7 separate regions of the Mus musculus genome follow, and all the other regions are linked to region 5. A link is a loop called in an ENCODE intact Hi-C map of the cell type or tissue named here. Cell type or tissue: left cerebral cortex. All regions are shown on one strand. Region 1 has its middle 22 kb from the start of Gm36639. Region 2 has its middle 11 kb from the start of Gm36268. Region 3 has its middle 3.8 kb from the start of Gm36354. Region 4 has its middle 24 kb from the start of Gm839. Region 5 overlaps Chchd6 (coiled-coil-helix-coiled-coil-helix domain containing 6). Region 6 holds the start of Plxna1 (plexin A1). Region 7 holds the start of Gm36505 (a long non-coding RNA gene).

Region 1 (4,000 bases), 510 kb before region 5:
AGGGTACTAAGAAGACAATGCTAGGATGTTGGGGAAGAAGGGGACAAAGAATCTGTTAGTGTTAAAGCCAGCTAGCACCAGGCAGGACAAAACAGAGGCAGGGCATGGGGAAGCACATTTTTTGTTTTGTTTTTCGAGACAAGGTTTCTCTGTGTAGTCCTGGCTGTCCTGGAACTCACTTTGTAGACCAGGCTGGCCCCAAACTCAGAAATCCGCCTGCCTCTGCCTCCCGAGTGCTGGGATTAAAGGCGTGTGCCACCATGCCCGGCTGGGGAAGCACATCTTAAATCTGGGGTACTCAGAACTGATGAGCCCTAAGATTGCCACGAGATGACTAGGATTATACAATACAGAATAGGAGGGAAGGCTGGTGTATCAGTTACTTTCTAGCACTGTGATCAAACATCATGACCAAAGCGATTTATGGAAAAGTTCATTTTGGCTTACAGTTCCAGAGAAAGTCTAAAATAGCAGGAAAGTTCAGACAGCAGACCACGGGAGCAGGAATCTGAGAGATCACATAATTAGCCACACACAGGAAGCAGACAGGTGGAGCTGGAGGTTGGAGGAGGCTCAAAACCAGGGGATCTCAGCCTTCCTAATGCTGTGGTGTCTCCCAACTGGAAAATTATTTTCATTGCTACTTCACAACTCTAAATTTGCTACTGTTATGAGCTGTAATGCACATATCTGTGTTTTCCCATGGTCTTAGGTGACCCCCATGAAAGAGTTGTTTGACCCCCAAAGGGATCAAGACCTGCAGGTTGAGAATCACTGCTCTAAACTCTCAAGGCCTGGCAGCAATGGCATGCTTCCTCCAACAATGGTCTCCCTCCAAAGGTCCCATAATTTCCCCCAAGTGTTCACACATGTAAGAGTATGGGGAGATAGTTCTCATTCAAGCCACCTGGGCGGGAGTGGCTCCCAAGAGCAGGGTAATACGGAAGAGGGGGCGGTGGTGATGCAGGGGTGCTCACCCTTCTCCTGACAGTGAGTTGCACACTGCCCCAAACAGCCTCATCACCAGTATGTCCTTGCCTTCTGCAGGCTCACAGGCCTCAGTGGGTCACCCAGTTGCCGCCATCTAACCTTTGGTTGTGTGTGTACAAATGTATTATAAGGGAGGGTGTCATGCCACCCTGCTTTTCACAATGAGCTTTGAGAACTGGGATTGGAAGATAACCCAATTCTAGATGCAAAACTGCCAGGCGAAAGCTATGAAAGTGACAAGACAGTTGTCACCAGCAGCTCACAGGAGCCCCTTCTCTGTTTCCATGCCACCGCTGCCCGCTCCTTGGAGGCAGGGAGCACTCTCAATGATTTTCTTGCCATGGGAGGGGAATGTTATAGTCTTCACTCTGCTTGCTTTTGCACCCATTGGTAGTGGTCACTTCCTGTGCCTGTTTATGTGACACAGGCCTGTCTCTAGTAAATCTCCTGACCCTTCCCCTTGTCTGGCTTTCTAATGCATTGTGACTTCCTTCCTCCATGGCTCCTAATTGTTGCTATTGTTTTCCTGTTTGGGGAAGTTGATCTTTGAGTCAGGCTGCGTCTCCAGTGTCTTTTATCTCTTTAGATGGGTATTTGCTGACCTGAGCCTCAGACTTAGTCAAATCTGTCAGTCTTTCCCATTCTGGCTTCTGGGTTTTATGTCATGCTTAGAAAGACTTTTTTCACACCAAGATTAAAAAAAAAATCACCCACGTTTTCTTCTATTACATTTTTAGATTCATTTCTGACATTTGAATTTTAATGCTTTGGGATTTTTTTTTTTTAAGTACAAGAGAGATTTAGCTTTATTTTCCCCGAATCTCTCCCTACACCACTTGTTAAACAATCCATCATTTCTCCCAGGTTTCTTGCCATCTTTACCAGCTATTAAACACTGATGTTCATGGACCAATTTCTGGCCCCTCCACTCTTTCTCGTTGATGAATCTGTTCACATTTCAAATACTTTTGTCAAGTTCTCTTTTTAAATTTTTTTAATCAAAAATTCAGTTTGGATTTTGATTGGCAGATTGACATCTTTGCATCTTCCTGCAGCTCTGGGTTGGTTGGACTCTTCACCATCTTCCCCCACTCTGTGCCTCTTCGTTGAGCTCCAAAGCTCTGCTCAAATGAGGCATTTCGCTGTCTTAGCTTGTTTTCTTTTTCTGGACACTTTTTAATTCTCTGCTGCTGGTGAGAACGAGCCCCTCCCTTCTCTACTGTCTTAGATTTTTATATTTTATGTAAAGCATTGCTTTTGATAGATTGTCTTTTATTTAAAGATTTGCTTTATTCTATGTGTATGAGTATTTGCCTGCTTGTATGTATGTTGCATGGTGTGTGTGTGCAGTGCCCACATTGGCCAGAAGAGGGCATTGGATCCTCTGGAACTGGAGTTACAGGTGATTATGAACCACCATGTAGGGGCTGAGAGCCAAATCTAGCTCCTCTGAAAGAACAGTCAAGTACTCTTAATCGCTGAGCTGTCTTTCCAGCCTCACATTGGTTTTCTTGTGGGTCTTGGGGATTAAACCCAGGTCCTCATGCTCACAGCAAGCACTTTAAGAATGTCCCTTCCAGCCACTGTTTTGGGCCCATCATGGTGGCCGTTGAAGCTGTTAGCCAATCGTAGCTGTCTCTATGCTCTGTAAAAACGAAGTGGCGTTGACGAGCTGTCCCTTGCTGTATTCCAAAGGTTTAGTTGGTAGCCACTTTTGCAATGGACAGGAGAGATGTTAGGCATGGTTGAGTGATGGAATGTTCTGGAAAGCATTGCTCTAGGCAGTTGTTTCTACCATCAGACAGCACACCCCTGCCTCCTCCTCCTTGGTCTGCTGCTCAGTTTTACCTATTTTCTTTGGGTTGGGGAAGGGGACTTTTCAATGATTAGAACACAGCCTTGCCACAGCTGAGGGGGATAGCGGGACCCTGCCCTTTCTTTCTGCCTTTCTTCAGCATTGAGGTGAACGGCCTCTTCTGCCACCAGCACCTGCTATGACAAGCTTGCCTCACCATAGGCACAAAGGCAATGGAGCCAGTGGATTGTAGACAGAAACCTATAAAAGCCATGAGCCTCGGGTACTTTGTCACAGAGATGGAGAGCTGACTAACACAGATGTCTGGTTAGTCATCTCAGCCACCAGCTACTCCAGCATCCAGGGCTCCAGATCATTGACTCACCCTTCCTGAGTGCCTGACCCCTGACCCAATGCCACTCAATCAACGTTTGCTATTTGAAGCCATCATTTAAAAAAACTAGAGTGGAGGGAAGTTGAGGCAGGGGACTGTGCACTTAGACAGCCATGCTTCAGTTCCTGAAGGTTTCAGATGTCCACAGAGCACCTTTGGATGCTGTGTTGCGTGGGATGTGGGCTCCTGCCTCATTTGTTTGTCCAGTCATTGTGACTGGCTCTTGCTTCTGGAGGCCCAGTAACTGCACTTTGAGGGGAGGAGGGCTGCCTCCTCTCTACACTGGCATTTGGTGCCAGCCTGTCACCATGGCAGCAGAGATTGGTGCTACCTACACCACGGGAGAGGGAAGCTGCTCTGAGTGGATTCTTCCTGATCCCCAAATCACTCTCTTCTTGTGACTCACAGCAGTTACAATTCCTTCATCTCCTGATACAATTTCCAGAAGCAAATCCCTCAGCTCTTTTGCCTAGACTCCTTGAATTAACATCAAAAACTATATTTGATTTGAATTTAACTGCCAAGGCTCTGAGTTTTGTTGAGGCTAATCCCCTGTCTGCTTGGTTTCCTGGAGCCACAGCAGAGGTTTGCCTGCAGTCACTCCTCACAGACCCCAGGGGCAGAGAGGAGCAGCTTGCTCTCCCAGCCAGGCTTCCTCTTCTTTCTCCAGTGCTCCGTGACAATTGTGACCCTGGCTGTGGTGGGCCTGAGGTGAGATGGGAGCATCCCAGGGGATTCAGAGGAGACTTGGGGTGACTGAGAATAAACGAGAGTGGAGCAGACCAGAGGGAGACCCAGCCGGTGCCAAGCAGAGCGCACAT
Region 2 (4,000 bases), 630 kb before region 5:
CAGCCCTCTTCCAGCCTGCTGCTCCCAATCTGCAGTTGCTCATTCATGCAGACATTTACTAAATACCTACTATGTGCCAGTCAGTGCTCTAGGCTCTGGTGGTGTATAGAATAGACAGGGCCCCTGTCCTCTGGGCTGTGTTCTACTAGAAATCACAGATAACAGGCAAATAAATAGCCTGGATGAGAAGGGGGGGGGGTGATGTAAAGAGGCTATTGTTAGCTGGGGAGGCAGTGGAGACTAAGGCCATAAAGGAGAGAAGATACAGGCAGAGTTGCTTCCCAACATACCCAGAATGCCAGTTTAGGCAAAACCAAATGTTAGGACTAAACTACGGAGTCCAGGAAGAGTTAGAGGAGGCTGGTCTTGTCTGTGTGTGCTGGGATAGTCCTCTTTGAAGGAGGACAGGTTACCTGCATTGACTCAGAGTGGAAAGGGAACTGCCAGTGTTATTCAGCACAGTAGTGGACATCCCCAGACTCCTGGCCATGGGTCTTCATGGCGTTTGCTGAAGGCTAGGGTGGCTGGACTCCCAGGATACTGTGGAGCAGGGAGGTGGGTCTACTCCCTGGGTGTGAGTCCTGACCTCCAGCTCTAGCTTCCCCTCCCTGTAACAGGGTGAGTCTCCTGTTCTTAGAGGTAGTCCAGTGAAGGTTGGACAGCCAGCCCAGAGGCTTCCCAGTGCAGTCTGGGGCATACTGCTGCACTGGGTACTCACAGCCCTCCCCAGCCAGAGGCCCTCTTCCTGTGACATAGCAGAGCTTATGTAACACCAGCTCCTGGGCAGGGTGTTGTCAGCAGTTCCAAGGAGACAATGCCCTAGCTCCCAGGGTGTAACTGTAGAGACACCCTGTGTCTGTAGGACCCGTCATTGTGTGCTGGGTCCGTCCTTGGTGGTGTTGGCAGCTCAGGAGGGTTGTTTCCACAATGCTGCAGGCACACCCGAGGGCACACTGCATTTCTGATGGTGACTAATGGTGCCTGCAGCCTGCAGATCTCTGGTTCACTCATCATTTGTAGAGACAGCCTTGTCCAGCTCAGGGCCATTTGGGCTTTTTTTTTTCGTTCCCCTGCAGACCTTCTGCTCCGAGTCTCCACTGTTTTTCTCCTGTGAGGCTGTTCTCTGTGCTGACCTCTCATTCGGCTTGTGAAGGGCTGCAATTTCCCATTTGTCATGTGACTTTGTTTTTCCTTTGCTTTAAGTGTACTTTAAATCTGAAGCCCGTTCCTGGGCTGTCCTCTTCCAAGCCCGGCAGAACCTTCTCCAGGTTCTGAAAGGAAGCTGCAGAAGATGGGAGGCTTAGTGGGAATCCAGCATGGTTGGAGACTTGGGGTGCCTGCATTCTGCTTGTCCCACCACAGTGGCTGGCACACCAGTGGGGACCCCAGGCCTTGCCCTTCAGTACCAGATAGAGGTTCTGAGGTCCAGAATCTCTGGCTGCATAGACAGCACCACACACCTTAGGAAACATAACCCAGAGATGGCAATGTGGTCTCAGGACGCAATGCAGTGTGAGGACAGCAGGGGGTGCTGTGGCTCCAGGCTCTAAGGAGACAGGCAAAGGAAGAGAGGAAGAGGGGATGGGGAGGCAGGAAGAAGAGAGAGGGAGGGCAGGGAGTGGGAGGCCCTTGCTCCCTCCCCACCCTCCAAGCCATCTCCTAGGACAGACCTGGGACCTGGCTACACTCAGCTGCTCAGCCCAGACACCGTGGGGATATATTGTGGAGCTGTATCCCCATTGTCTCATGGTGTCCTCCTGCCCAAGCTCCCTGCCTAGATCCCAGTCTACCTCACCCTGTCTCTCCTCCTATACCCTTCCTGGAACCCCAGTTCATGTCTCCTCTCTGGTCCCTGTCCCACCCTCTCATCCCAGCTGTGGTCTAGCCTGTGCTGTATACTACTGGTGCACCCCTCCCTTCCAGATTGCTCCTCCCCTCCTAGCCTGGGTCCTCTTCTCCTGCTGCATCTTGTAGCCTGAATGGATGGGCTAGGAGCCACTGCTGCATCCTCTCTTCCAACCTTTTGGCTGCCTATCACCTTGAGCTAGAACCTGGCACCACTCCACTACCTTTTCCCGGTCTCAGCTTGGCTGCACACCCAGGAAGGTGGACATTGAAGACATTGCCAAGAGCCTAGCCTTTCCCAGGAATTCATCTTTAGGATGAAGACTTGGAGCCTCAGAGAGGTCAGCCATTCACCCAAAAATCACACAGCGGAATGGATATGCTCCGGGGTTTAGGAAAGGTGTTTTACTTTATGTCATATAAGTTGCCTGGTGTGTCTGGTTGGGCTATCTATCCTGAGCCTCACTGTGCCTCAGGTTCACCTTGGACTGTGAATGGACTACCCATGGACTCTGGCTGTGGAGGCCTTTGAATTTAATTGTATTCTAAAGGGTTTTGTTCCTAGGTCTGTAGGCAGGGATGTGAGGAGATGGTCTTGGAACCAGGGGTGGGAGGCTTCCCAGTTTCCTGGGCCCCTTGTCAGCTGAGAGAGGGGCTCTTGGACATGCCAGTCTGGCAAGCTGAGAGGCTGGACCCAGGAGAGGGATAAGGCCTGGCACGATGCCTGGCCACCTCTGCCAGACAGCGTGAGAGACACTGGAAAGTGACTCATCTGCATAAAGTTTTATTTCGTTTGACTTTGGTTTATTCAGCAGTCGTATTTTGTAGCTCATGCTGGATTTGAACTTTCCATCCTGCCTAAACCTCCTATGGCCAGCTCTGTCTTCCCGTTTGTGAGAGCTGGCAACAGATTCAGATTTTTCCAAACTTTCAGGTAGAAGAAAATGGGTCTCTGGGCTGGGTCCAACCAGGTTGAACAGTATGGTCCAGTCAGTTCCTGGTCCCTAGGTTCCCAGTCCAGCACTGAACACACTGATGGTCATTAAAGCCCTGCCCAGCAGGGGAGCAATTTACCTGTGATACACCTTTCCTAGGCCTGGTGCCTGGGGCTCAGGACCTAGAGAACCTATTCACAGGCACCTGCTGGTAGTATCCTGTCTTCCCTCCTCCAGGCTATGCCCACCAACACAAACAAAGCAGTTAACCCCCTAAGCATAAGCTGGTTCTTGGCCTTGCTCTACAGTCCCCTGTCCCTTCCCTTGGAGGTCTGCTGGTCCCATCTTACCTGCCAGGTCTTAGTTTAAATTTCACCCCAGGATGCTTCTACGCCACCAATCAATCCTGTTTAACTTTCTGTCCTAGGGGATTTGGGGTCTGCTCTTTGTGCAAGCACGGTGGGCCAGCTGGCTCATCTGTGCAATACTGTCTCCCCATTAACTGCAACAGCCCCCAGCATCCTCACACACATGGTAAACTCTCAGTGAATGGACGGACAAATGGATGGACCAATGGATAGGGTAGGGGCTGCCTTTCCTCAGCCCCTTCCCTGGAGACCCAATTAGTGGATCATTGAAGCAGCCGGCTAGCGCACCCACAGACAGCAGTGCCCCATCTGGAAGCTTTGTTTAAAGACAGTGAAATCAGCTGCTTGGCTGGGCTACTGCCGAGGATACAGTCCTCCGAGGGCTACTGGCTCCTTGTGCCTTGTGTCCCTGACTCTGCAAATAACAGATTGAATTTAGGCCTTCTGTGGAGACTCAGAGAGGGCTGGCAGTTTGCTGAGGTCTTATCATAAGGTGTAGGAGTAGGGCTCAGAGGACAGAAGGCAGGTTCACGATTAGCAGGAAGGTCATTGGGTGGGATCCAGGTAGGAAGACCGGCAGGGAGCTCTGTTATCTTGAGGGAATGGCAGGATGGTTCTTTCCCTGTGCTACCTCAGTGGGCATAGTGCACATCCCCAGCAGATGTCAGAGGTCTCTTGGACCCAGCAACTTCCTGGTGCAAGCCCTGCCCTGTCTGCTTTGTGGCACATGGTCCTCTGATCATTGTCCAAGCATCTCTGGTCCTAGCTGTGTCTGCAGCTGGGTTCGCCTTATCACCCATCTTCAACAAATGTTCCCGGCCCTCTCTCTGGCTGGCCAGAGACCTCCTGTGC
Region 3 (4,000 bases), 620 kb before region 5:
GGTGGCTACAGAGGCGATCCAGAGCCAGAAGGAAGATCCTTATGTGAACCTGGGTATAGACACAGGGCCAGAAGAACCCTGCAGAAAGAGGCATTTCCTAAAGTGGGTCAGAACATGCACCAGTGCACAGGATCCATGGCAATGGCTTCCTGCCCCTGTCAGGGGTTAGCCTCATATTTGGATCTGGGCCAACCTTTCTGATTCCCACAACTTGGACAGAATGCTGCTTAGAGGTGGGAGTCAGATTTTGCCTTCTTTGTAGCAGCCCGGCGGGAACCTACCGCACACTCTAACTCCAGGCCGTGCAGAAAGGTCACATGTAGCCAGCCACACAACTTGCATCCTAGCCCAGCCCTCAGTGATGCTTGTGACAAAGAAGCTCCAAGTGACTCTTAATCCTTAGTGGCTGCAGTCACCATCAGCCCTCAGCTTTCCTACCCCCCCCCCTTTTCTCCCCCAGCTTCAGACCTGTGGAGGTGAGCTACCCTGCTGGGCTCTGTGTGAAGTGCTGTCCCTCAGAGCTGAGCTCAGAGGAAGCTGTTTAATGCTGGGAAGTCAGGAGTGGCTCACAGCAGAGGTAACTATAGTAGAGCCCTTCTCCTGCTGGTCCCCACCGGATCTGGGCCACTGACATTATTAACCTGGAGCCGGACCCAGCAGGGAGCGGGTGGACCGGGAGCCCAGGACCAGAGTACCACTGCTTAACTCATCTTATCCCATCTTAACACTTAACCCATCTCTATCAGAGACTTGGAGGAGCCTGTGCTGTGGAGAAAGGGACTAAGGCTTGGGCTGCATCCAGTCAGTGTCCCCACCTCCCCCAGTCTGTCTCCTTCATTCATTAAACAGGAAGCAGGAGGCTCAGAACATGCTGATGATTCAAGCGGGGCCCCTGGCTCCCGTCCCTGCTGTGTTAGCTCCCGTGGGAGTGTATGCACAGTCCTCTGAGCCAACCTCCTGAGGAGGTGGATCTGTGCCCCGTGACAGATATTGTCTCCCAAGAGAGCCCCTCTGAGGCCTAACTTTTGCTCTCCAGGGGAGAGATGCTCTCATAGCCAACTGTCTCCTCATAGGGCTCACTGATGCTCATCTGTCTCCCTCCTCCCTTATCACTTGGACATCCCCATTCCTGCTTAGCTGCCCTAGCTTGCCTCCTGCCCCAGCCATGGGCACTACAGAGACCTCAGAGCCTTATGCTGACTGCACCAGGCTTTTCAGACTCTGTGGTCCAGGCCATCCAGACAGGCCTCTGTCTTGTCTCTTGACCCAAGCTTGCCTTTAGCTTAGTTACAAGTCAAACTCCAGCTTGTTTGACAGCTGGCAGAAACAACCTCATCGTAAATTAAAGGTCTGCACTGTTCTGGAGTCTAGAACCAAGCCACAGCATCCCTGTTCACGGGTGATGAGATACTCTGTTTTCCACCTGTGTTCTTCTGATTTCTGGGGAATAAGCCAGGCTCCTATATTGCCTGAGGCACAACACAGTCAGCTGAGGCTTTGAGGTTCTCATTGGTGTCCATGGGTGAGGCAAGGAGCAAGCTGGGGTAGCTCAACAGGAATGGTGATGCCCAGGTCTCCGCTGACCTGCCAGGCACTGTTCTTCAGTCTTTCCTTGCCTATCACACCTCTGATTTTGAAAGAGGACTGCTGGTTTCTTTAGGGAACTCCTTGAGTTTGGTGACTTGGTGGTGGTATCTCATTTCTGCACTGACTTGTGGGCTTTGAGAAACCACTGGGGTGAAGCAGATTCCTCTTGTGTCCGCTCAGGCATTCATGACACCGTCAACACTACTACATCACCTAGCAGTATCCATTTCTTATCTATTTCAGCGCACCTTGGTTATGTGACACGTTGCCACTAGGGGGAGCTAGGGGAGGGCTTTTCAAGGATTGAACTTTGGGGGGGGGGAGAGGGAGAGAGAGAGAGAGAGAGAGAGAGAGAGAGAGAGAGAGAGAGAGAGGACAGAGAGGGAGAGATTCTTCAGTAATAAGCTCACAACTATTTCCAAAATAGTTTAAAAGCCCAAGATGCTTAACATTTTTTACTGCACTTTCATCTCTGCTGCAATACAAACTCACTATAATGGTTTGACCTCCCAAAAAACCTGCAGTTGTGGCAGCCCTGGGGAAGAAGTGTGCCCAGGGGTTCCTTGGAGGGTAACATGCATGCCTCTCACTACTTAGTTTGTCCCACATAAGGATATAAAACATCGCTGTCCCCCGGGGGAGGGGAGGATCTTCAGGTCCGTCGGCATCCGTGTATATGAAGCACAGGGGACCCATGAAGCGCAGGGCTGATGCCGAATCTTTCACTAAGCATTTGTCTCCCTTATCTCCAGCCCTGCTTCCTGAACAGGACGACAATTCTTAAGCCACTTGTGCATTTTGTTAGGGTTAGTTTAATTAAATCCAGAGATGATAATCCACAAATCCACTTACAGGCCATGTGAAGGAGGATGAGCCTGGGAGAGGCCAGCTCGAATCTGTCGCGTGGCCCCGTGAAGGGACAGGGTTGCCTGATGAGGAGATTGGACTTTTGTATGCTCTCATATGCCAATTTATTTTTTTGGGGGGGAGATACACAGTAGAAGTTCTAAATTTCTGTTCTCATGCCCCGTGGTAGGTGTAAAGTTTCTAGAATGTTCTTGTAGTATAATTGCTGTGGCTGGGTCTACATGGGGAATTGAGAGTCTCGAGCCACTATGGGCTATCACACCTGAGCAGGCAGAGGTGTTTTGCATATGCTGGGTGCTGGCTTGCCCTGGAAGCTCTGAGTGCTCAACTATGTCAGTCCCTAACTGGTCTATGGCTCCCATCTTCCCCTTGCTCCTACAGAGCACAAACCACAGTGCATGTCAAAGGGCAAGAGCTGCCACCTGTGGCCTCTGAGGGTGACAATGGATCTTAGCTTCATGCTGTTGGCACTATTGTGTCAACTGGTATGCTCACTTAAGGAGAGGGCCAGGCGCTTGGATTTATTCCTGGAATGGGAGACACCCCACCATGCCTAGGACCTGGTCTTATTCCTGCCAAATTGTACATCTGTTCCTTTTTTAGTCTCCAAGGCCATCCCTGGTTCAGCCTGTTGCAAGGTTGTGGTCTTCTACACCCAGGTTTCCTTTCTAGACCTGCCTCCCCAAGAGAAATCATGACACTCCCTGCTCACAAGCCTTCCCAGGGACTGAATTCCCTGCTGAGCATCCTGTCCCTGGGCAGCAGCCACTGTGGCTCCCTGTGATGGTTAATCTTCCTTCCCTGTGACTGGATTTAGATCACCATGGGAACACACTTCAGAGCAGTCGTTGAGGTATTCCCAGCGGTCAGCTGGGGAGGGAGAGCCCGCCCTGTGTGCCAGGGCCCACTTAAAAGGAGAGGATGAGCTGAGCCCCAGAGGGTCATCTCTCCGCTTCCCAACTGTGGGTGCACTGTAAGCAGGGGCTTCATGTTCCTGTTGCCAGGATTTCCCACTGTGATGGGCTGCACCCTCAGACTGTGAGCCACAATACACCCTTCCTTAACCTGCTACCTGTCAGGTAGTTGTTCAAGGCAAGGAGGAAAGCACCTAACTCACATTTCTTCCTCAGCCTTTGGATGACCCCCATCACTACTTCAGTTTCTTCTTATCAAATGCATCCAGGTCAGGGTCTCTTGGGATACATGTGCCTGTCTCCTCTGTAAAAGTCCTAGGGTCACTTGCTGGGTACCGTGGTGCATGTCTTTAATTCCAGCACTTGGGAGACAGGTAGGCAGATCTATTAGTATGAGGCTAGTCTGATCTGTGTAGCAAATGCCGAGGGGGGGGGTGCATTTTCAGTGTCCCCAGCAAAGGAGATAAAGTGAAGCACAAAACCTGGTTTAGCTCTGGACTGAAGATGGCCTCTAGTCTTCTAGATGATGTGGGAGGTAGGGATGGATGGGGTGGGGAGCATTCTTAGGGAGAGGATGTGGTTCTCCTTGGGTGTCCCATTGTACCTACCCTGGGTGGGGGGTCCTTTTGATC
Region 4 (4,000 bases), 310 kb before region 5:
TCCAAACCAAAGCTCCTGTAGGGTCTTAGGGCCTAGTGAACGTGCCCTGCCCTCACCCTTCATCCGGAGCTGGGGGTCAAGTGCCGAATGCCATGTCAGTTTTATATTGAGTGACCTCATGGTGTGAAGAATTGAGTGGGTGTCAGCTCTGTTGCTGTGCAGGGACCCTGGGTGCCCCAGGATCAGCACAGAGTCCTCATCGTCCTGTGGATGCCCGACCTGCCAGCACATGTCCAGAGTGGGGGAGGAAATCATGAAACTCCCAGCTCCAGTAATTCCACCCCTGGGAATTCTCTCTGAGCAAGCAAGGCAAAAAGGACGCAGGGAGAAAAAGCCTCAGGCGAGAATATACGGGTGGAAGCACTTTTTAGCATTGATTACGGAAAATGTCAACTCCACACAAAAGTAGAGAGACAGGAATAACGAATGTGTGCCAGCCGCAGCTTGGAGGCAGCATCCACAGCCGGTGTGCCTCCACCCCCAACACTCCCGTACACACGATCCGTGTGGCAAGTGAGCCTCATACGTCATCGGACCATTTTATCATAAATATTTCAATTTGTGTCTCTGGCAGATAAGGAGTTTAAGACATCTAATCTCAGTATCATCACGCTCAACAGAATTAATAATTCTTTAATATCGTTTAATTCTCAGCCTGTGTGCGAATTCCCAGATGTCTCCAGTGATCTCTTTGGAGTTAGTTCAGCAGCGGCAGCAACCGTCGGAATGCAAACAAGGATTTGCGGTTGTTGCTGCTGCATTTCTTTTAGACCTCTTCTTCCAGATCAGCTTTCTTTCCCTTCTTCCCTTTCCCCTCATGGAAACATTTTAAAATAATGTCCTCAAAATGGAAAACAATCTCACATGTCCAATGCCAAGGACCACTTAGGCAGCGTATGGTCCCTTGGCCTGGGGAGCCCCAGCGTCCTGCTGTCCCTGGCTAAATATAACCACAAGCAGCTGGCCGTGGGCTGCCTGGAACGGCTCTGGCCTGGCCTGGCTGCCCGCCACCCGAGGTGCCTGGCCTGCTGGCTTGGCTGTGCCCTCGGCTGCCCTCCTTGGGATCTGGCAAGCCACTCATGGCATGTCAGACCTGGCCCTGAAACTCCAGCCAGGCAGCTGTGCCCAGCAGCTGGAGCAGAGCCCACCAAGCTCCCCTGATGACAGCACTCAAGTGTTAAATCATCAGCCAGGAGACCATTGAGCTCTACGTGGGGGGAGAGAAAGATCACTTGGAACTGTACATGGCTCTATGTGGGGGTAGAGAAAGATGATGCAGGACTGTACACAGCTCTACGTGGGGGGTAGGGAAAGATCACCCAGGACTGCCCACACTGGCACCTAAGAGCATATGTGTGGGAGTATCATAGGAGAAACAGAAATGTCCATCAAGCAAACAATAAGACAGATTCCTGAGAGAAAGCCAGTAGTCACTGTAAGGAGCTAGGAGAAAGTTGAGCACGTGTGATTTTTTTTTTTTCCTGGATTGCTTTCAGATGTAGCTATGGCTAAAGCAAACCTCTTCATCCCTTGTTTATCCATCATCCATTCTAGCTGGATCCACCTGTTGGAGAAAAGGAGTGGCTACTGTTTGTTATTCACTGGGTTGCTATAGGAACACTCTCCTTCCAGAAGAAATGGGGAGGTACCAGCAGGAGGGGAGGTGTGGACTGTCACTGCTACCCCAGCGTGGGCTTCCTCTGCCTTTCTTCCTCTAACCACAGGAGGTGGCTGGCTGGCAAGGAAGGAGGTTGACAAGCACCCTCGGGTGTCTTCAAAACTGTGAGCATTTCACGATATGCTGTCATTATTATTCAGGTGTGGTGAGAGCCACAGGTCAGAGGACTGCCACTGAAGGAAAGATGGCCGTGCCCCACTTTTCCTTCACAGCATTAGGGCCACAAAAGAAGGACAGGGCTGCACCAGGTAGGTAGGGGGTGGGGCATGTGGATATGCAGGGCTGTGGCACCTGCAGAAAGGACAGGGAGGGGATGAGCAGGGATGGGCAAGGGGCTAGTAGAACAGGGGCCATCTCTGCCTGATGATTTCGGACACTGGGTTATTCAGGTGGTGGGAATCCAGGAACCCAGTGGAGGAAGTGCTGGGTGTAAGAGTGTAGATGAGGTGGTCTATGTAGGAAAGCTGTGGCCCTGTGTGTTGTTTCTAAACTCTGGCTACACTGAAGAGAGCCTTCTTCTCTCTGGCGATAGTAAAGCTCCTGGTATCAAAGAATATGACTAAGAAAGAACGCTCTCCTTATCTCAGTCCATCTGTCTAATCAGCAATTGCTAAGGCACAGCTTCCACATGGAAACCTGTTCCTTCCATTGCCTCCGGCTTTCACCCAATAAATACCCTAATCCCCCTTGAATGACGCTGTTCCTTGTCTTCACACACCCCCACTCATCCACCCTACCTGACCTCTGCCCAGAAAAGACCTCTTTTCCAAAAATTGTTGACACATAGTCTCTTGCTCCTCATGATTTCTGCAGGGTGGCTGACCCATGCTGCACATAGCCCCAAACGAGGTTGATTGCTTCCTTTGTGTGATTAGAACTCAAAGAGCAAGAAATGATGGTAAAGATCCATAGAGATGGGGAGAACTAAGAAAAGGGGGGGGGAAGGGTTTTCTGCCTTCGACGAGGGGCAAGGGTTGTGTGAGTACAGGAGAGAGCAGAGCCCATTGGCATTAGGTTGTTTCCATAGCAGCAAGAGTTAAGGCACTCCAATGAAAGATGGGGAAAGTGAGCATGAAGGGTAGTCAGGAGCTCACAAGTCCTCCAATGGTAAGAAATTTAGCGGTTTTATGTGGGCATAGTATACATTATTTTTTTTTTTTTTTTAGTTTTAGTGAATCATATGAGTGTCTTAGTTACCCTTCTACTGCTGTGATAAGACACCATGACCATGGCAACTTATAGAAGGAGCGTTTATTAGGTGTTGGCTTATAGTTTTAAAGGATGAGTCCATGGTAGGGCACATAGGAGCAAGCAGGCAGATGTGAGATGTGGCACTGGAGTAGCTGACACATCTCCAAAAAGCCACACCTCCCAATCCCTTTCAAACAGTTCCACCAACTGGGAACCAAGCATTCAAGTACATGAATCTATAGGAGACATTCTCATACAAAACAAAACAAAACAAAACAACCCACATACGAGTTAGGGTTGTAAAGACTCGTTTTTATATCTATGGAGCCTCTGCTCTGAGCCTGGCACCTCACTCACCCTGAGAAACTCGGGGTATAAAACTAATAGAGAAGCATGCTCCGAGGGATAAGCCAACAGCCACAGAGCTAGGGAGGGGCGGGCTGAAGCTTGGCCTGAAATCCTGCATGTCCCAGAATTCCCAGATAATAAGGAGATATCTTACACAACAAGTGGGCCAGCAGCCCCCACCCAGGAGCTGGATCCCATCTGTCTGGTCCCCATTACTCTTCAGGCCATGAGTAGTATGTGGGTGTGTAAGGGCAGGTCTAGCCATCTGAACCTTGTTGTGTGAATGGCCAGCCTGGTCCTAATGGCCTGTGTGCTGACCCCACCCAACCTGCAGTGAGCTCCCTCCCCTCATCTCCTCCCACACCTGCCATCAGCCTGGAAATGATTGCTGTAATTACAGCCTTGTCTTCCCAAGGTCTTGTTTGCAGAAGACCATTCTCTCCAGGGAACAGGGAATAGCTACAGTACCCTCCCTTCTTATGCTCCAAGGCCACCAGGAGGTGCACTGCCGGGCTTGGGAAAGGTTCTCGGGAAGGTAAAGGGCACGTTTGAAAGTTCAAAACATGCAGAGGGTCAGAAACTGCAGGGTTAGCTAGTGACTGATGCCCCTGGAGACTGCAATATCAGCATTTTCAGCACGGCTGGGTGGACAGCTCCACACCTCTCCCCTCCCCCATCCCCAGGCTGCGCCCTGCTCCCAGCCTGGGCTGAGGCTGGCTCAAGAGAAGGAGCTAGATACTCCATCAAGACCAATCCAAGATAGAGACTACCCCAGCCAGGGTA
Region 5 (4,000 bases):
GGCTCCTGGCAGCATCACACAGGCAGAAATCAATCTCTTTGTAAACCAATTAGAGGTAGCACACATGCTTTTCACTTTGCAGTGGAGCAGTTAAACAGTCTGCTTTGGAAGGAAACATCAGGAAGAATGTTCCTGGATAACTTTACCTCCTCTCTCCCCAGTTTGCTAAGTCTCAGCACCTTAGCAACAGCTTTGCCATGAGGGAGTGTCCAGGCAAGCACAGAAGTATACAGTCCTGAGAGCTGAACCATGGCTAGCTTTAGGCATCTTCCCCTAGAGAGGGAGTTCTACTTCTTCTTTGGCGACTCTGTAACACAACGAACCAGAACTCTAATTGCTAGGATGATTTATGGACTGATATGCATATTAAGTCCCTTCCTTTTTCTACCTGTATTCTAGAAACTGTACACAGAACGTTGGGGGTATCAGCACTGCTGTGGACAAAGGAATGTGCTTCTCTTCCACCTGGAACTTACATAGCCACACCACTTTCAAGGCGGTATTCTCCCCCATAAAGGCTAAGCAGCAGAGTCCTTCCTCCCTAACCCTGAGGAATGACAGTCACTATGGCAAGCACCTTGTGAGTAACACCAACTTTCAGTGAGCTGGGAATGTATGTATGCTGTGCCCTTGAGACCACTGTAGTACAAGAGCTTGCAAGACAGGAGGACAAAACCCAGAGCTCTCTTTTCACCCACTACTACCTAAAGGACAGTCATGAAGGCTCTGAGCAACTACTAGGAAGCAACAAAGGCATTAAGGCCAAAACAGGTGGGGGCAGCTGATCAGTGTCTTGGAGTGGCTGCCAAGAAACCGAGAAGAATATGGCTAGGACCAGCTCTCTGAGAAAGACATCCCTACAGAGACCTTCCATATTTACATGAGACCCCACCCTGCTGTGGAGTTGGCAGCAACCAATTCAGGGCAAGCCAGAGCTATGGTAGGCATGCAGGCCAGCTACAGCATGCTCATAGGAATGTCACAGATGATCTTGCCATGTCATCCTCCTGGAGACTCTCCAGAAGGACACAGAAGAATAGGACTCTTGCCACTAGACCCTGGCTTCTTCAGAGAAATGAGCAGCAGTGGCTGTACTGGGAGCCAGCATTAGGATCCTTTAACCTAATGGCTATTCACCACAGTTCAAGTCACCGCTAGGTTAGCTGAGTTCCCTCCATGTCTTCTCCGGGCCTTGAAAAAAAAATCTCCCTTGCTGCCAAAACTGGCAGTCCATCCGCCTACAAGAAAGTCAGAATCTGCTTGTTTTGTGCAAAGACGCCAAGAAAAGGCGCTTGAAGGATGTCACCAGCTCTTAGAGAAGATGGTGCAAGGAACCCTCTGTCTCCTAACCATCTGTCTGAGGACAAAGTCCACAGAGCCACCCTTAATCCCACCCTAATTTGAGGCATTAGGCTATGAGCAGCCTGGACTACACAGCCTGAGAAAACAGTAACCTATGGTTGATAAGGGAATGACCCAGACCATCCCTCCTCAAACCTCAGCATTTCTCACCCTGCCCCCCCATCTAAGCCCAACTGTGCCTCTATTGCTCTGGACTCAAGCCAAGCTGCCACCAGCAACATCCTCGGAAAGAAGCAAACCACAGCAAGAAGAGGGAGCCCATCCTCCAGCCAGTGCATTACAGGGGCTGGAAGATCTCCTTCTCTGATTCTCAGGGGCACCACTTGGTCTCTTGAACTGCAGCAAGCCTAGGGCAGCCACAACAGGAGAGTAGAGTTAGCAAAATCAAAGGCTAGGAGAGAGGTGGAGAGTCTGCCAGAAGAAAAGGCATCTCTGGCTTCCTAACCAGGTTCAGTGTCTCTAGAATCAGCAGTTACAGACCCACTAAAAGGCATTTGGGCAAGAGGACCCTTGCTCTCCATCCCACTGGGTCTTTTGCAGCATTTCAATCGTCCCCACCAACAAGTGGCCCAGGACTGCCACCTAGTGGACTCTGCTCAATAAGCACGACAGAGAGGGGCCAGACCCGAGAGAGGTTGGGGGTGGATGTACAGCAGTGTGACCTCATTCCCAAGATTCAGTGGGATTCTCCCAAGCTGTGCAATAAGCCAAACTTTTGAGAAAACAGTTACCCAGGAGTCAGAGTGAAAAGCAGAAAGAAGTCAGTTTATGAGTCTGTCCTCCTTCCCAACTTTTCCCAAGAGCAGACAGCAGCTTCCCTGCTCACACCTGCCCTATGGCAGTACAGGAAAGGAAATTCATGGAGTAGGCACACCAATTCCAAATGCCCTTCTATGCTGCTCCTTCCAGAGATTTCAGGACATGAACTTCTTAGAAAATACTTTCCATGGCCATAGGAAGTGGCTCACTGTGGACACAAGAGGTGCTCCCGAGAGGAAGATAGGAACCCAGATCGAGTATGTCTGGTAAAGGGTTGCACAGACCTAGTATACGTCAATGTCCGGGGCCCCTCTGCCTCCCTTTGCTTCCTAGCCAGGATGAGATGAGCAACTTAGCTTTGCCATGTCCTTCCACCTGCCTCCTCACTGCCAGAAATATAGCCAGCTATGAGCAGAGAGTTCTGAAACCATGAGCCCAAGCAAGCGGTACCTCCCTTTCAACTGTATCTCTCAAGTATTCGTCACCGTGGCCAGCACAGTTCCTAATGGCTCCTAGAGAACAGAAGCCACACAGAGTTCAGAACAAGATGAATGTGGGAGTCACTGAGGGTGGGGCAGTGAGGAGGCAACAGCAGAGAGTGAGAATTTCCATCTGTCCCCAACAGCCATGCCTCCCTCCTCCACTGTGACAGAGCTTCAGCTTGACGACAGTTAGACACAATTCCTAAACAGCTTATAGCTGAGAGAGGCCACAGGACCGTCCAGCCAACAGGACATGTCTAGAAATGGTGTGCTCAGTTCTGTTCTTGCTTTTAAACTGGCCGTGATCTCACCAGGCCCCCCTCCCCATCAGGGAGAGCTGGAGCAACCACCTGGAAGCCACACATGCTGAGGCTGGAAACCCTACGAGCCCAGACCACCGAGCTATGGAAAAGGGTGCTGGGTCTTTCTACTTGTGTCACTCACTGTGCTGCTGGGCTCCCAGTCAATATCCTGCCTATCTACTCAGTCCTCCAAGACAATCAGTGTCCTGTCTGATCATCACAACTTTCCCTGGGATGGTGGTGAGCCTCCCACTGATCTTGCCTCCTCCACTCTGAGCCCTCCTCCACCTTGATAAAGACCTACCATAAGCTCCCTCCTATCTCCAACCCTGACTGTCCCCTCTGCTTGAGAAATCTTGTGACTTGAGGACTCCCTTGCTTGCCCCTTTTAAGTCACAGCTTTCTCAGCTTATGACCCCAGGCTTGTCAACGAGTTCTCCTCCTCTGACCTTGACTGCAGTGCTGCCGCTCCTCATCCTCAGACCTCTCCCCCTCCTCCCTCAGTCTAAGTCCTACTGACCCTCAGGCTTGGTCCAAGTGTCAGTTTCTCAGAGAAGCCTCTTGCACACCTCAACCTACATTAGGTCCTTATTGCTACTCTCACTAAGCATTGTCCACCTCACTAGCATCTCTCTTAGCTCAGTTTGTAGCTCAAGAGTGTTTGCTTGTTTGATGTCTGCTTTTCCAAGGGGAGTCTAGGCCACAGCAGAGCAGGTTCTATGTCAATAATGCATGTCCAACACACTAAGACAACAAAGCCCAGATAGACAGCTGCAGCAGAGGAAATAACAGAAATCCATGTGAGGACAGTGAAACTCAATGGACAGATTTGTTGGAAAGATCATAGAGACATCTGAGGAGGCATTCATGGAAGTAGAAGCCAAACTGTCTGAGAAGTGAGATCACAGCTTTACCACCGCACCTCCACCACCCTCCGTGATAAAGGGACAGGAAGAGGAGGGAGGAACCTAGAAGGGCTGCTTAGGAAAGGCTATCGTCTTCAGAAAGGGTACTAAGTATAAAGAATGGGGCTCTGGGGAGGAGGAAGCGACTAGGTCCAGGATCCAACCCAGGTCACTTGAAGGCAAGGTACCT
Region 6 (4,000 bases), 190 kb before region 5:
TTCGGTGGGCTCCAAGCTGCCACCTCCCCTCTGCCTGACAGCCTAGCCCTGAAGCAGAGTCCCTGTTTTGCACCTCTGCCTAGGGCACTGGCTGAGTGCTTCCCCGACCCAGCAGACTCTTGGCCAGCCTAATGCAGCACTACCTCCTCCTGCTCACCCCCAACAAGCAATGGAGCTGGAAAACTGGGGGTGCTCTAGGAGGGCTGGAGAAGCACAGGATAGCACCACCCTGATGGGACTGAAGACCCGCAGCACCTGCTGGAAGAGGTAGGTAGCACCAGGAGCCAGAGCCAGAGGTAGGAGCCTGGCAGAGGGGCAGAGGCTCAGTTCGTTCCCATCCCCCCCCAACACACCCCTTTCTTTCAAGGGGCGTGGCCCCAGCACCCCACCGATGAGACTGAGAGGGCTCCGGCCACCTAGTAGCCTCTCTGAAGCCCTCTTGTATCCTTCCAGGGCAGCACCTGGGATCTCTGCAGGCAGAGGGGGCCTCCCAGGAATCTACACTCGCCCTTCCCTACAGCAGCCAGAGTCAGCCCATCACCGCCGCCGTCCTCGCCGTACACCAGGCCTGGGACCGTCCAGGAAGCAAGAGGGGAATCCTCCGGGGAAGGAATGACCCGTGGAGGCCCTGCGCAGGGGGAGGCCGAGGAGGCCCGAGCCGGCGTCCTCTCCGGTGGCACCGCACCGCCCCTTGCAGCCGGGTGGAGGGCCTGCGGGCCTGGGCTGGCTGCGGCGCCCACTCGCGCGCCGGAGCCGGAGGGGGCGGGGGTCCCCACGAAGCCTTGCAACTTCCACCCCACTGCCTCAGGCCGGCCCGAGGCGCAGCCAGGGACCTGCCCCGAATCCCGCGGCCCTGCCCGGGCCTGCCCAGCGCGGCGCTCGCCTGCGGCCCACGTCCCCACCCGCGGCCCGGTCCGACCCGGCGCAACACGGGCCGACATGGGCACCCGCAGGGCCCTTCCCGCGGGGCCACTGCAAACTTTCTCTCCTGCCTGGAGGAAGGGACCGCGACTGCGGCCACAGACATTGCGCCCCCCCGGATCGTAGGGCCCCGGACGTGCTGCGACCCGCCGGGACGCGGCAGCCCATAGCGGAGACCGCGCCCGGACACACGCGGGCGCCCGGCCGGAACCGCAGGACACGCCAGCCGCGGACACGCGCGCCGCAGTCCCCGCGCACACCCCCCTGGCCGCCGCCAGCGCCCCCCGGCCACTCGGGACCCCGGGCCGCGACGAGCCTCCCGCCGCCCGCGGGGAAAGTTGCGCCCCGACTCACCCGCCAACCCCGGGCGCGTCCCGCCGCTGGCCATCGTTGCGCCCCGCCGCTCGCCCCTCTGCGGGGCCGCCCACGCCGCGCAGGCCGCCCAGGCCGAGGCCGCCGCGCCCGGGCTCCGCTCCGCTGCGTGGCTGCGTCGCCGCTGCCCAGCATGAATGGGGCGCTGAGCTCCGCGCGGCTGCGGACCGGCCTCGCTCTCGCCGCCCCGCGGAGCGCCGTGCCGCGCGCATGCGCCGGCCGAAGCCGGGGGGCGGGGCCGGGGGCGGGGGCGGGGGCGGGGCGGGACCCGCGATGGCCTGCAGGGGGCGCTCGGCCCCGCGGCGAGAGCGCGCGCGGCGGGCCCCACCGCTTGCCTTCAAAGGGCGATGGCCACCTCAGCCTTAAAACTCTGGACTGGGGTGGGGGTGGGTGAGGTGGTCCGGGTGGTCCCAGGAGTCGATGCACTCTTTAAGGAGCACAGGCTGGAAGTACAGCTTTCGTGCACGGAAGGGTAAACTGAGTCCGGAGGAAGCACTTGCCCTGGTCCTATTGCTCATCTCTGCCTGCGCAACGATCGCTTAGGTGGGACCGGCACTGCACCCCGCAGGCCCCAGGAGGTGGCGCGTGCCGGGATGCCTAAGCTCAGAGGACGACTGTCCTGTCCGGTACGCGGTCCTGCAGCGGGGCGTGTTAGAACTACCCCAGCAGGATAGAGACCTCGCCGGGTCGATCGCGGGCGCGGGGCTGGCCTGCAGAGCTGGATTGCGCCAGGTCTCGGTCGGGTAGAGAACCTTTCTCAATAAGGTCACCCAGTGCAAGGCATCCAGACCAAAGCAGGCAGCTGTGCGCAGAACAGAACAGAGCAGTCAGAAAAGGTGGTCGTGGGAGGGGCGAAGGCTGACTGGGCACAGCCTGGGGGACCCAGTGCAGCTCATTCGGTAAGGACCATTGTCCGTACTCGTCTCCCAAGCAGTCATCACCCTCTTTCCCTGTGCTCATCCTTGCCTGGTTTTTCTTTGGGTGTGACCGTTTACATTTTGTCTCCCTGAATGACATATTCTTTTGTGTAGCTTGTTTGAGGATGCTATAGAAATGGTGTCCCGCCTTCCTCTCTGATAGGAATGCAGGGTCCTGTGGTCAGTCTTTGCTCTCACTGTGTGGCACAGGCTATTCTGGATAGTTAACCCTCTCTTCTGCTACTGGACTGGAGCCCCCTGCTCTAGACCTTGGTCTTTAGCTTCAACAGACGATGCAAACTTGGTTTTCCCCCAAGTGAAACCCCACCCCTCCACGTGATGGAGAAGTGTCAGCAACAGTGGGAAAGGTAATGGTTTGATTTTGCCAGGCTGAAAGTTGGTGCTGGTTCTTTTTGCTTCTGAATGGCGGTGAGACCCTTCTTCCACAGTTACACTTACCGTCGGACTCCACAGGCACTACATACTGAATGTACAAATCTCTGCTGTGCTGTACAAACCGGGTAGACAGACTGCGCAGGCCCTGTGACCTGCCCAAGCTCCCTCGCTGGTTGGTGGCAGAGCCTGGAGTCTGGCCCAGAGGTGCAGTTCAAACTGTGGGCTTCCTAGTTGCACACCTGTCTGCTTCCAATAGTTGGCTCTGCTTTCCAGTCCACAGCCTTACCTGCCTCACAGATTTGGTAATCCACTTGCAACGCTTTGGGGAGGTTACAGGCAGACTGGGGTTGTGCCTGTCCAGCTGTTCCCTGAGTTGCCTCTGCTCCTTAGCTTCAGAGGCTGACTGCCTCTGCTCACACCTGCCTTTGCCAACCTGTCTTCTGAAGTACAGCTAGGCAGGTGCTCAAGGCTCTTCCTGTTTTGTGACCCACACACAGCGGATAGGTATCCAGAATACATGAAGAACGCCAAAGAATCTACACAAACACGGCTACCATCCCACAGGAGGGGATAGGTGACCTCCGAAAACCTTTTTCTGGAGGAAATCCAGCTAGGGGCTATTGCTTTGGATCAGTTAGTAGTTCCACTGATCCCTCTCAGCTGCACTGTGCCTCCACTGATGTCTCAGCTCTTTTTTATGTGGTCTTATTGAGTCCCGAGAAGCAGCAGAAGAAGAAAGCCTGTGACCATAGAAGAGCTGGAATTGAACCTGGGCCTGCAGCTTTGGCTTGACCACATTGCAGAGAAAGGAAGTGAGTCAGCACAGCTGCTGTGACTGCTGCTGCCAGGGCTCCTCCCTCTGCGTTTCCCCCTTGGGGGTCACTTCCCTGCAGGAACTGGAAAGGAGAGGAGTAGTCCCAGGAGCAAGGTTCTGGTCAAGGGGGCCTAATAAGGTTCTTAAGGCCCCTCCCTTCACATGCTCCAGCAGCGAACAGTTTCAGGGCCATTTCTGCACCTGTGACAGACCCTCCTACAAATGGGCTCAGCTGGCTCTTCCTCCCCTCTGACAGCCCCGTATTAGGGGTAAGGGATAAGGAGGAAGGCATAGGGAGAACCCAGGCATGCTGGAGGACCCACTTCTCCCAGACCCAGGTTCAAGCCTCAGGCCATTTCAGTCTTCCCCCTGTTCCCTCATCAGAGCCTCCTAGCCCATTTCACCCTCTTCCCTCCTGCCACCTCCTAGCTGGAGGTTGTGGGCCTTTCTTGTCTCTGGCTTCCACCCATGACTCAAGGGTCAAAGTAGAGTTGGTGGAGAGCCTCCTGTTCAGAACTCTCCACATATATATGCATGCACATGTACACACATCACACAGGTATTCACACATGTACAGGTA
Region 7 (4,000 bases), 570 kb before region 5:
ATATGTGAATATACATGCATGCACATGCTTGTGGAAGTCAGAGGACAATCCCTGGTGTAATTTCTTAGGGTCTGTTAACCTTTTCAAGCCTACTCCCCAACAGGATTTTTCATTGGCCAGGAACCCTCCGGGATCTCCTTGTCCAGGCTTCTCCAGCACTGAGGTTATAGGCCCATGACTATACCAGGTATTTTACTTTTTAATTTTTCCTGTGGGTTCTGGGTGTTTCAGGGCATTTGGGTACCTCAGGTCCTCATATTCACAGAGCACAAGTTCTTTGCTTAGCCCTGCCTCATCTGTCTTGGTCCCAGGCCCTGCCCCACCCTAGGACTTTTCTTTTTCTACTACAGAGCCCTGTGACTGTAGCCATTCGTGATCTGTGATCCGTATTGTCACACCCCTGTTTTCTCCCCCTCTCCAAGCCTCTGGAGCCTGGAGGCTCCACAGCTGGGTCCTTCTGGAAGCAGCTAGGGAGAAACAAAGGCATCAGCCACAGCAGTGGTTTCCGGTTTGCTGTTTGCCCTAGGGCCAAGTCTCTGTTCTGTGCGGAGTGTGTGTGTGTGTGTGTGTGTGTGTGTTGTCTTGCTGTAGACATTAGAAATGCTTCCATGCTTTGAATTCTGGGATGGACCCCTGTCCCTCACACCCACTCCACCCTACTCTCCATTTTTGCTTCTATTCAGCAGTTCTGAGACACACAGTGTGGCCTTGCTGGGTCCCCAGGTTCCCTCCTTAGACTCCCCTAGAACTGCTTTTTTAGGGTACCCTCTACGTCCTCAGATCAGAGACCTCAGTCGCCATCGGCTACAGATAATGCTGTCCCATGAGTCCAGCAGCAGGAGGTAGACAGGACTGTGCCTCGAGCGCCAGCTTTGCTTTACTTTTAGGGTGATCTGGCTTTTTAGGTGTGTGACAGTGAGTTTTTCACCTAACTGGAAAATAGTATCATTGTCAGAGAACCTATGTAATGTAGATGAGGAGACAAAGTAACCAGACAGATATCAGGTCTGTAGATAAGAGGGTTAGGGGCTACTGGTTACAAACCTGCTAGATTACAGCTGTGGATTAGATACACACACACACACACACACACACACACACACACACACACTGTACTGATTTTTTTTTGAAGAGCTGTTGAGTTGTGAAATATTTCCATGAAACAAACCTGAGCTATCCTGAATCCTTAAAAAAATAAAAAATGGAGAACTCAGCAAGGTCGCATGAGGCAGGTTTCCTTTCCCCATCACAGGAGCTACACTGGCTTCTAGCTACCTTTTGTCACAATCTTCTCCAGTCATTTCACTCAATAGAACACTGCAGGGTAGGGCTGGGACATAGGGGCATCTTCCCAGGGTGGAGGCCTCAGGCAGGGAGGCCCTCTGAAACTCAGATTATCCCTACACACACACACACACACACACACACACACACACACACACACACTCGTGCAGCCCAGGCACCGTGCCACACAGAGGAATCCGACCAGCTGCCTGCTTTTCAGCGGCGACACCACAGTGGTTGGTTGAGGTTCCATTCTGTCCCTCCTGTCCTTTCTCTGGGCCTCACAATGATATATTCCTCCCCATCCCCCAACCCAGGGCCGGGGCCTGATGGTGGAATGTCTCTGCTGATGGACTCTTTAGAGGCGGCAGGGGGAGCTCCTGGCCCGTGAGAACTCATTCCAGTCACAGGACAAAAGCTGGGGTACTGTGGGACTGCCTGGGCTCCAAGCTGGGTACACAGCAGCTCAGAATTGGTTCTTGCCCCAGTGTTACCTTGGTCCTTTTTCTTGGTCCTGCCTCATTAGTGGCCTTGGCTATATGCATTTCCCCTCCCTCTCAGACTCGGAGCTCTTTTTGTCTTTAGGTTTCTCTGTCCTCTCCGCCTCCGGATCATCCCTCTGTCTTCCCCTTTCTGTACAAAAAGGAGTTAGTCCATGGGCTCAGGGTCAATAAATAGCCTTGAATGGAGTGGCTAGTATGAGCCTACCGGGATCAGGGAGTTGAGACATTTTGGGACCTCTATCCCTGTGCAAGAGAACTTCACATTCTAAGAAATTTTTTTTGTGATGAGGACCTAACCCAGAGCCCCTCACATCCCAGGCAAATGTTCTCGATTGAACTGTATACTCAACCCCAAGTTACATTAGGTATTCATTTATTTATGTATTTATTTATTTATTTATTCATTCATTCATTCGTCCGTTCATTCATTTAGCATGTGTGTGCACCTATGCAGACATATGTAGGAGTCAGAGAACAGCTTGTGGGAATTGGCTCTCTTCTTCCACCAAATGGGTTCTGGGGATTGAACTCAGATCATCCAACTTGGTGGCAAGCACCTTTACTCATTAAGCCCTATAGATAGCCCCCAAATTACATTTCAAAGTTTCATGCTATGTGTGTGTGTGTGTGTGTGTGTATGTGTGTGTGTGTGTGTGTGTGTGTGTGTGTGTGTGTATCACAGTGCACATATGGAATGCAGAGGTCAGAAGAAAATTTTAGGGAGTCAGTTTTCTCCTTCCACCATATGAGAATCCAAGGATCAAATTTAGGCTTGAGCAGCAATTGCCTTTCCCCCTTGCACCATGTAGCTGGCCCCAGATTACATTTTTATACATTTTACTGAATTGTTAGGGCCCCACTCACATTCCCCTTTCCACCCACAGCCAACTCTTAAGTGACGCCCACCTTGAACCTGTTGGCCAGAGTAGGATCAGACACCTTGCAAGTGTGATCAAGACACCTTGCAAGAACTGTGGTCAGATAATGAACCTTCCGACTGGCTTTCAATGGCGACCACACCCCCACAGGCCTGGTCCAGGTGCTAGCTCCTCAGCTCCATCCTCCCTGACAGTTACAGTTCCCTCCGTACTTGGGCCTGGCAGCTGAGACAGCACATATGGCTGCTCAGTGAGGCTGTGCCCCTGTGTCACTACTTACAGAGGGGCAGATCCCCAACCTCAGAAGAGGGTCTCCCCAGGCCCCTTGTCCCAGACAAGGCTCCCTGCAGGCAACACTAGCGAACACAGCAGCCCTGCAGGGCGGCTGCGGTCCAGCTGGCTCGGCTGCTGACTGCAGAAGGAAGCTTTGCTTTTGTTCTTGGATCACCAGCTGCCGCTTGCACAAGTGCAGTCCCACAGCTGCCAGGGCTGGGCAGTCTGGGGCAGGTTTCCTCACCTCTCTGGGCCCAGTTCCCCCATTTGAGATCCGAGGGTGGGGTCTGGCTGGATCAGCTCTGAGGTGAGCTTCTGGCCCTGACATTTGATATCAGCCACTGTCCTTAGAAGGTTTAGAAGGAAGGAAGGAAGGAAGGAAGGAAGGAAGGAAGGAAGGAAGGAAGGAAGGAAGGAAGAAAGAAAGAAAGAAACCCTTTTTACGACCCAAAGAATGAAATTAGCATCATTTGGCAATTAATGCATTTTTTTTCCCAAGACTCAACTCTTAAACAAAGTTCTGAGTGTTTGACTTTGATTTCAAATAGGTGGCTGTCAGGAGGAATTACATGGCTCCCAAAGAAACACACAGACGTTATAATTAAAGAGATGCCAATCTTGACAGGTAGTCGAGAGGAGAGGGGACATAATGGCAAGAATGGCGAGGGGAGAAGGATGCTCTGAGCCCAGTGGGGCAGGACTGGCAGAAGAGGAGGCCCAGTCACAACAGGACAGCACAGCACAGTGCTTTAGGCTCTGCAAGGCCCCTGCACCACAGCTCTGCAGAGGAAGGTTTTATTACCTGCATCACAGAGTGGTGATCATTGCCCTGATTTTTGGCCACAAATTCATGTATAATGCAACAGACATTTTTTCCCCCAGCTCCAACCTGAGCTAAGACTCCAAAGACACCTGAGCTCTACCCTCAACCCAGCCTAAGCCCTGCTCCCAACCAGGCTGAGCCTAACTTCTGACCCACACTAAATCTCATTCCTAACCTGGGGAGGCTCACCTCTGACCTATGTTAGTCTCTTTCCCAACCCAGACTAGCTTCAGGTTATC

Evidence for each region. A loop is a pair of places that touch in the nucleus more often than their neighbours do. Peaks named below come from ENCODE experiments on the same cell type or tissue, not always from the same donor. Only the 100,000 strongest peaks of a DNase experiment are listed, where the experiment ranks them.
Region 1: a loop joins it to region 5, with 2.8 times the contacts of the local background. A loop is called at or near these places in 4 of 42 quality-filtered maps.
Region 2: it touches region 5 in a loop (5-fold over the local background); 35 of 42 quality-filtered maps call a loop at or near these places.
Region 3: it touches region 5 in a loop (5-fold over the local background); 35 of 42 quality-filtered maps call a loop at or near these places.
Region 4: it touches region 5 in a loop (4-fold over the local background); 11 of 42 quality-filtered maps call a loop at or near these places.
Region 6: it touches region 5 in a loop (10-fold over the local background); 30 of 42 quality-filtered maps call a loop at or near these places.
Region 7: it touches region 5 in a loop (4-fold over the local background); 14 of 42 quality-filtered maps call a loop at or near these places.

Annotation. Positions count from the first base shown.
Region 1 is chr6:89,044,331-89,048,330 of GRCm38, forward strand. No RefSeq gene overlaps it. Among named protein-coding and RNA genes, the nearest start is that of Gm36639, 22 kb to the left of the region's middle. In left cerebral cortex, CTCF peaks have their summits at 2,357 (motif pointing right) and 3,778; DNase peaks (open chromatin) are centred at 1,551, 2,309 and 3,512; H3K27ac peaks cover 1,044 bases.
Region 2 is chr6:88,926,217-88,930,216 of GRCm38, forward strand. No RefSeq gene overlaps it. Among named protein-coding and RNA genes, the nearest start is that of Gm36268, 11 kb to the left of the region's middle. In left cerebral cortex, a CTCF peak has its summit at 1,512 (motif pointing right); DNase peaks (open chromatin) are centred at 812 and 1,522; H3K27ac peaks cover 752 bases.
Region 3 is chr6:88,934,105-88,938,104 of GRCm38, forward strand. No RefSeq gene overlaps it. Among named protein-coding and RNA genes, the nearest start is that of Gm36354, 3.8 kb to the right of the region's middle. In left cerebral cortex, CTCF peaks have their summits at 1,832 (motif pointing right) and 2,034; DNase peaks (open chromatin) are centred at 876, 1,828, 2,297 and 3,247; H3K27ac peaks cover 884 bases.
Region 4 is chr6:89,238,679-89,242,678 of GRCm38, forward strand. No RefSeq gene overlaps it. Among named protein-coding and RNA genes, the nearest start is that of Gm839, 24 kb to the left of the region's middle. RefSeq lists an enhancer at 2,667-4,000. In left cerebral cortex, a CTCF peak has its summit at 1,736; DNase peaks (open chromatin) are centred at 448, 977 and 1,652; H3K27ac peaks cover 971 bases.
Region 5 is chr6:89,551,549-89,555,548 of GRCm38, forward strand. All of the region lies in intron 4 of Chchd6 (coiled-coil-helix-coiled-coil-helix domain containing 6), which reads right to left. Among named protein-coding and RNA genes, the nearest start is that of Chchd6, 42 kb to the right of the region's middle. In left cerebral cortex, CTCF peaks have their summits at 1,134 and 1,946 (motif pointing left); DNase peaks (open chromatin) are centred at 1,258, 1,527, 1,950, 2,677 and 1 more place; H3K27ac peaks cover 2,346 bases.
Region 6 is chr6:89,361,132-89,365,131 of GRCm38, forward strand. Plxna1 (plexin A1) reads right to left here and starts at 1,482. Exons shown (of 32, transcript NM_008881.2): 1 at 1,276-1,482. It overlaps Gm40415, which reads left to right and starts at 224. Exons shown (of 2, transcript XM_017321867.2): 1 at 224-267; 2 at 454-1,460. The coding sequence starts at 613. The coding sequence ends at 1,047. In left cerebral cortex, CTCF peaks have their summits at 213, 1,636 and 1,837; DNase peaks (open chromatin) are centred at 649, 1,442, 1,943 and 2,788; H3K4me3 peaks cover 2,267 bases; H3K27ac peaks cover 1,490 bases.
Region 7 is chr6:88,978,686-88,982,685 of GRCm38, forward strand. It overlaps Gm36505 (a long non-coding RNA gene), which reads left to right and starts at 49. Exons shown (of 3, transcript XR_003956462.1): 1 at 49-187. In left cerebral cortex, a CTCF peak has its summit at 1,656; a DNase peak (open chromatin) is centred at 1,652.